Linked DNA regions of Homo sapiens: region 1 is linked to region 2. The links are chromatin loops, found by intact Hi-C in ENCODE. Cell type or tissue: PC-9. All regions are shown on one strand. Each heading gives the region's core, and the rest is flanking DNA. Links, peaks and the distances in the headings are about the cores only. Region 1 overlaps ARL6IP5 (ARF like GTPase 6 interacting protein 5). Region 2 overlaps FRMD4B (FERM domain containing 4B).

Region 1 (2,918 bases), core at 159-2,658, 140 kb after region 2:
TATCAAAGGTGTGCCAGCCATACCTCTCGCCTGTCATCCCAGCACTTTCGGAGACCAAGGCAGGAGGATTGCTTGAGCCCAGGAGTTCGAAACCAGCCTGGGCAACATGGCAAAAACCCTTCTCTACAAAAAAAAATACAACAATTAGCCAGGCTGGTGGCACATGCCTATAGTCCCAGCTACTTAAGATGCTGAGGCAGGAGGATCACCTGAGCCCAGGGAGGTAGAGGCTGTAGTGAGCCATGACTGCGCCACCATACTCCAGCCTGGGCAATAGAGTGAAACCCTGTCTCAAAATATATATATATGTATGTATATACACACACATATACACACATACACTGTCAGAGGTTATTTAATGAAAAGCAATCCTTATTAAAGATTTATATTTACTTATTTATTTTTTACACGGCGTCTCACTCTGTTACCCAGGCTGTAGTGCAGTGGCGTGCGTTCTTGGCTCATTGCAACCTCCGCCTCCCACGCTCAAAAGATCCTCCCACCTCAGCCTCCCAAGTAGCTGGGACCACAGATGCATGCCACCACGCCAGGCTAATTTTTTCTATTTTTGGTAGAGATGGGGTTTCGCCATGTTGCCCGGGCTGGTCTTAAACTCCTGAGCTTAGGTGATCTACCCGCCTCGGCCTCCCAAAGGGCTGGGATCACAGGCGTGAGCCATCATGTCCAGCCTAGATAAAGATTTTGAGATTAAAATGTTACTGTGTGTTGACAGACCTCTTAAAGTTCTGTATTCAGAAGAAACACATAAGCCATCAGAGGAAGACAGGTGCCAGCCTCAAATGCAAATAAATGGGCATCGAAGGGCAGGAGAATTCTGGGAGGATTTGGGAAGGCTGGTGGAGTTGTACTCCTGACTGTATCCTCAGGGCCTAGACAGTGTCTACCACATGGTAGGTGCTCAGTATTTGTTCAATGGAATAGAAGGATCTGAGCTGTGGGTTAGGATAGTAAAATTTAAAAAAACCTTTTTCCTGTCTACATACTCAATGCCTCCCCTATTCCCAACACCTGAGAGATTTGGAATTTGGAGTAATAATGTACAGGGGAGATCAGGTAAGTCAGGTTGAGAAGGATGTGTTTATGTAGGTGTGTATTTCTGTACACTTGCTATACTTGTATACAAATTAGTTATCATGTGTTCAGTGTGGTCTTGCTGCCTTTCCGTGAAGGCAGGAATCACAGCTGTCCTATTCTTCACTATCTCCTAGCAGTGTCTGAGAAGTTGGTAAGTGCTTCATACTCTTTGTTAATTGAATGAATGAAGCAACACAAATAAGAGTAATGTTGTAGAACTGGTGTTGAAGCTGACTAATCTCAAAAACATTTCCACTTGCTTTAGTATAAACAGACTGCAACTCATTCTATCTGCAATCATTTCAATAGATTCTGATCCAGAGCCTCCCAGGGTTGCCTTACGCTTTTTTTCCTCTACCAACTGGAAACTTGGTTCTTCATCTTTACAGCATTTAAAGGTACAAACAATACGAACATTTCATAATACCAGATGCTGGGAGCCACAGGCCTAGAACATATTACAGAGCCACCAAGCCACGTTCATTTTGAAAAGATTACATTAATGCTGTTTTCAAACTTATAATTACCAGCCTTCTAGAAACTCCTTACCATCTTGAGTAACTGAAAGCATAAAGTGGCAGCTGTCAATTCCACCCTCCTGCAACATCTCCATAGGCCAAATGATCAGGCCACATGGTGAGGAGTTACTTCAGCTGAGAAATCATGGGCTCATTCCTTCAGCAGCTACATGGTTCTATCTAAAGGGGGAGGCACAAATGTATATACATAAGAATACATGCAGCTCTCTTGCTGGAGAAGCAGCAGAGGCATTTTTATATGTTGCAAATTCTGTGTGTGGTTGGTGATTCTGAGGCCATACCAGAAAATATGAGTTCTAATGGCAGAAAATAATTTTTTTTTTTTTTTTTTTTAGACAGGGTTTCACTATGTTGCCCAGGCTAGTCTTAAACTCCTGGCCTTGAGCAATCCTCCCATCTCTGCCTCCCGAAGTGTTGGGATTACAGGTGTGAGCCACTATACCCATCCAGGAAAGAACTTTTCAGAATAAGACAGCAATAGCATTGCAAATATTGTAAGAGTCAGGGATGCAGTTGAATTTGGTTAATCAAGAGCTTTAGAAAATTTGCAATATGGCTTAATGGAAAAAATATTTCACTTCCTATTATTAGCAGCTTTAGTTCCAATTAGCCTGTGACCTCGAGCTTTTACATTTCAGAAGTTACGGGGTTCAAGAGGATCAGTATTTCTCCTAGGGGTGTATAATCACAATCACTTAGGAAGTTAGAGAAAAAGAAAAAAACAACAGATGCCTGGACCCTGCCAAGAACTATACATTTTGAATCACGGAAGGTGACACCTGGGCATATAGGTATATTTATTTAAATTTTCTTTTGAGCCAGACCAATCCAGTGCCTCTCAGATTTTAATGTACCTATGAATCATCTGAGACTTTTGTTAAAATGTAGATTCTAACCCAGTAGGTCTGAAATGGGGCCTGAGATGCTTCACTTCTGACAAGCTCTCAGGCGAAAGATGCTGCTGTTCCATGGCTCACACACTGAACAGAGTTCTCCAGCTCAAATCATTTGGCATTCCATTAAGCACAAAGAAGTTTTCATCCACAACTAGAATGTATCACACGCTTAGTACTTAAATTGCAAGTGTCATTAGGTGTTGCCTTTGTTTTTCACTTTGAAGATCAAGGTAGAGACTTCTATTGTTGTGTGTGATGTGAAAAGAATATCTTAATCCCAAAACGTCTCACATCAAGGATGCAGAAGGTAAGCTATGGCAACTTCGATCTTAGACACTTTTCCTTCTTGATGTAAAGGATCCAAAGGCATTTCCAGCAAAACGCAAGT
Region 2 (2,918 bases), core at 160-2,659:
TTTCCAATTAGCTCCATTCCTAATAACAGTAAATCTTTGGTTTGCCTGGGACACAGTACTAAATAGAGTTCTTGGCTGTGATGACTTGCCCAAATCCTGGGAGGCCCCTGTCATGATCTTTTAATTTCTCATGTTATGTAAGCTGTATGGTACATATACACTTAATAACAGGCTTTAGACTTTACTGAGTGTTCAAATAGGCACTTAACTATGGCATTTTTACATCCACATACACATTTTCTGAAATAAGGATTTTGAGTTACAATTATGTGTAGGTGAAAAAAGAACTCCAGACCCAAGTTAATCTTTTTTTTTTTTTTTTTGAGACAGGGTCTCACTCTGTCACCCAGGCTGGAGTGCAGTAGGCGATCGTGGCTCATTGCAGCCTCGAACTCCCGGCCTCAGGTGATTCTCCCAACTCATCCTTCCAAGTACCTGGGACTACAGGCGTGTGCCACCCCACCCAACTAATTTTTCTGTATTGTTCATAGAGACAAGGTTTCACCATGTTGGCCAGGCTGGTCTCGAACTCCTGGGCTCAAGTGATCCATCTCGCCTCCCAAAGTGCTGGGATTACAGGTGTAAGCCACTGCAACCAGCCCCAAGTTAACTTTCTAAACAGCTTAGGTTTAGAAAGTGAAGCTTCTGTAGCTGTTTCCATTTGGATATTATATTTAATATACATTTTTTATGCACCTTTGGTTTGGGTTTCAGGTAAGGAAGCGCTTTGCTTGGAGAAGAAAAGTGAAATGCGGAGCTGGTGTGGTGGTTCATGCCTGTAATCCCAGTACTTTGAGAAGCCAAGATGGGAGGATCACTTGAGCCCAAGGGTTTGAAACCTGCCTGGGCAACAAAGGGAGACCTCATCCCTACCAAAAAAAAAAAAAAAAACAAACAACAAAAGTGAAATTTGCAACTTTGGGGCTTGGGCATTTTTTTTTTTTAAGCTGTTCTACAAATGGAGGATGCCCCCACACCAAGCATAGACAGCAAGGGTCTTAGTTTTCTCTAGGAAGTACTAGCATGCCCAGTGTGCTAACTGCCTGCACTCCCTTCTACGCCAGTCTCTGATAGCAGGTGGCTGATTGTTGCTGTGTACAAGCCCACAATTAGCCACAAGCAGGTGCACCCATTTGCTGGGGGTGGCTTTTTCCACACAAGTACTCCAGCACACACAAAGAGTAGCCTCAGTTTTGCCAGCCATGTGGCTTTCTCAAAAATGAGTGGGGTTGGCACATTCCGTCAGGGTACTTGGGGTCAGTAAAGAAAAACAGCCTGTGAAAGGGGGGCTTCAGAATGACCAAAGGAATTGTTGCCTGAGAAATAGTTGTAGTAGCTAAATAGTGGGTCATGGGCAGCTTCCTTCTGGAAAGTTATCGAAATAGGAATCTGGAATGCCTAAGGGAGGAGTTCAGCCTAGATAATCAGATAAAATGCAAGCATGTTCTTCATTGTGACATCTGAATTCCTGCTGAAATTATGGAGAGAAGCAATTTCTGGTTTGGTCACTGAGAAGTAGCAAGTGATGTAGATTTATGGGCATTCTCTCTGGCTAGGACCCGGAGAAACCAGTCCCTCATGGCAATTCTGGTCAAGTGCATCTTTAAAATAACATATCCGTTGCCATTAGGGTCAGTAATGTCCAGTCAGTTTGAGTGTATTTATTGCTGGTGAAAGGCAGAGACATCCCGATTGAGGCTTGTTCACCTCCCCTACTACTTTTGGGCCCTCCCTCTGAACTCTGAGGTTGATCCTGACTCATAAATCATGCCTCCTGCCCAGCCGGCCAGGGAGGGGCCTTCTGTGCAGAAGCCAGACCTGGCTGCTCCTACAAGCTCCGTAGATCCCTTGCAGCCTCAGGCTCCCAGACAGATTCCCCGGGAGGGTGAACAAATGAGCACTCAGCTACTGCCAGTCCACTCAAACGTGAAATCCCGTTTGATCCTAAACTATGGAAACGATCGAGCTTAACCTTCTATAATAATATGCCAGTGTTTCTAACATCCCAGTGGATTCATTTTTGGTTTAGTAGGTTCTAACCTCTTACGTTACCGTTGCAGCACCTCCCCATAACAGGGCAGTGATCTTGAACTTCGGCTTTCCCCACATCCACTCAACTGGCCATACTTGATTCCATTTTTGTTGTGAATTATATCACATAGAATAATGTGTAAAACATGTATATTGGTATAAAGAACAAATTAGAAGGATGCAGCTGGGCCGGGCACAGTGGCTTACGCCTGTAATCCCAGCACTTTGGGAGGTGGAGGCGGGCAGATCACCTGAGGTCACGAGTTCGAGAACAGCCTGGCCAACATGGCGAAACCCCGTCTCTACTAAAAATACAAAAATTAGCTGGGCGTGGTAGCACATACCTGTAGTCCCACCTACTGGGAGGGCTGAGGAAGGAGAATCGTTTAAACCCAGGAGGCGGAGGTTGCAGTTAGCCAAGATGGTGCCACTGCACTCCAGCCTGGGTGACAGAGTCTCGGAGAAAAAAATAAGGAGAAAAAAAGGATGCAGCAATACAACCACAGCCAGTGAGGAATGTTGCCAGGACCCCAGAAGCCTCCTGCCCCCCACTGTATATTGTACTTTCCTACCTCCAATAAAATTCCCTCTTTCCTCATGGGCATTCTGACTCTATGGTAAATGTTTTCTTGTCTTTGTTTTGTTAAGCCTATAGCACCCAGTATTTCCGGGCTGTCTCCCATCCAAGAAGTAACCAGCCCCAACCTTACTTAGCTTCCCAGATGAGATGAGATCGAGTGCTTGTCTTTCCTCATAGTTTTATCACCTATGTGTGATTGTTTCTAGTTTCATTTTGTTTGTTTTGGACCTTTATGTACATGAAGTAGTGATTGTGTTTCTTATTTGGGGACTTGTATCTTTGCTCAATATGTGTGACATTCATGATG

The links. Hi-C counts contacts between places; a loop is a spot of excess contacts. Peaks named below come from ENCODE experiments on the same cell type or tissue, not always from the same donor. Only the 100,000 strongest peaks of a DNase experiment are listed, where the experiment ranks them.
Region 1: a loop joins it to region 2, with 2.6 times the contacts of the local background. A loop is called at or near these places in 2 of 110 quality-filtered maps.

Annotation. Positions count from the first base shown.
Region 1 is chr3:69,088,687-69,091,604 of GRCh38, reverse strand. The region is part of intron 1 of ARL6IP5 (ARF like GTPase 6 interacting protein 5); the gene reads right to left. Among named protein-coding and RNA genes, the nearest start is that of ARL6IP5, 5.2 kb to the right of the region's middle. In PC-9, for the core only: no CTCF peak of the experiment used is centred there; a DNase peak (open chromatin) is centred at 1,334; H3K4me3 peaks cover 588 bases; H3K27ac peaks cover 2,331 bases.
Region 2 is chr3:69,230,888-69,233,805 of GRCh38, reverse strand. The region is part of intron 7 of FRMD4B (FERM domain containing 4B); the gene reads left to right. Among named protein-coding and RNA genes, the nearest start is that of LMOD3, 110 kb to the right of the region's middle. RefSeq lists an enhancer at 2,099-2,863. In PC-9, for the core only: no CTCF peak of the experiment used is centred there; a DNase peak (open chromatin) is centred at 1,585; H3K4me3 peaks cover 1,159 bases; H3K27ac peaks cover 2,500 bases.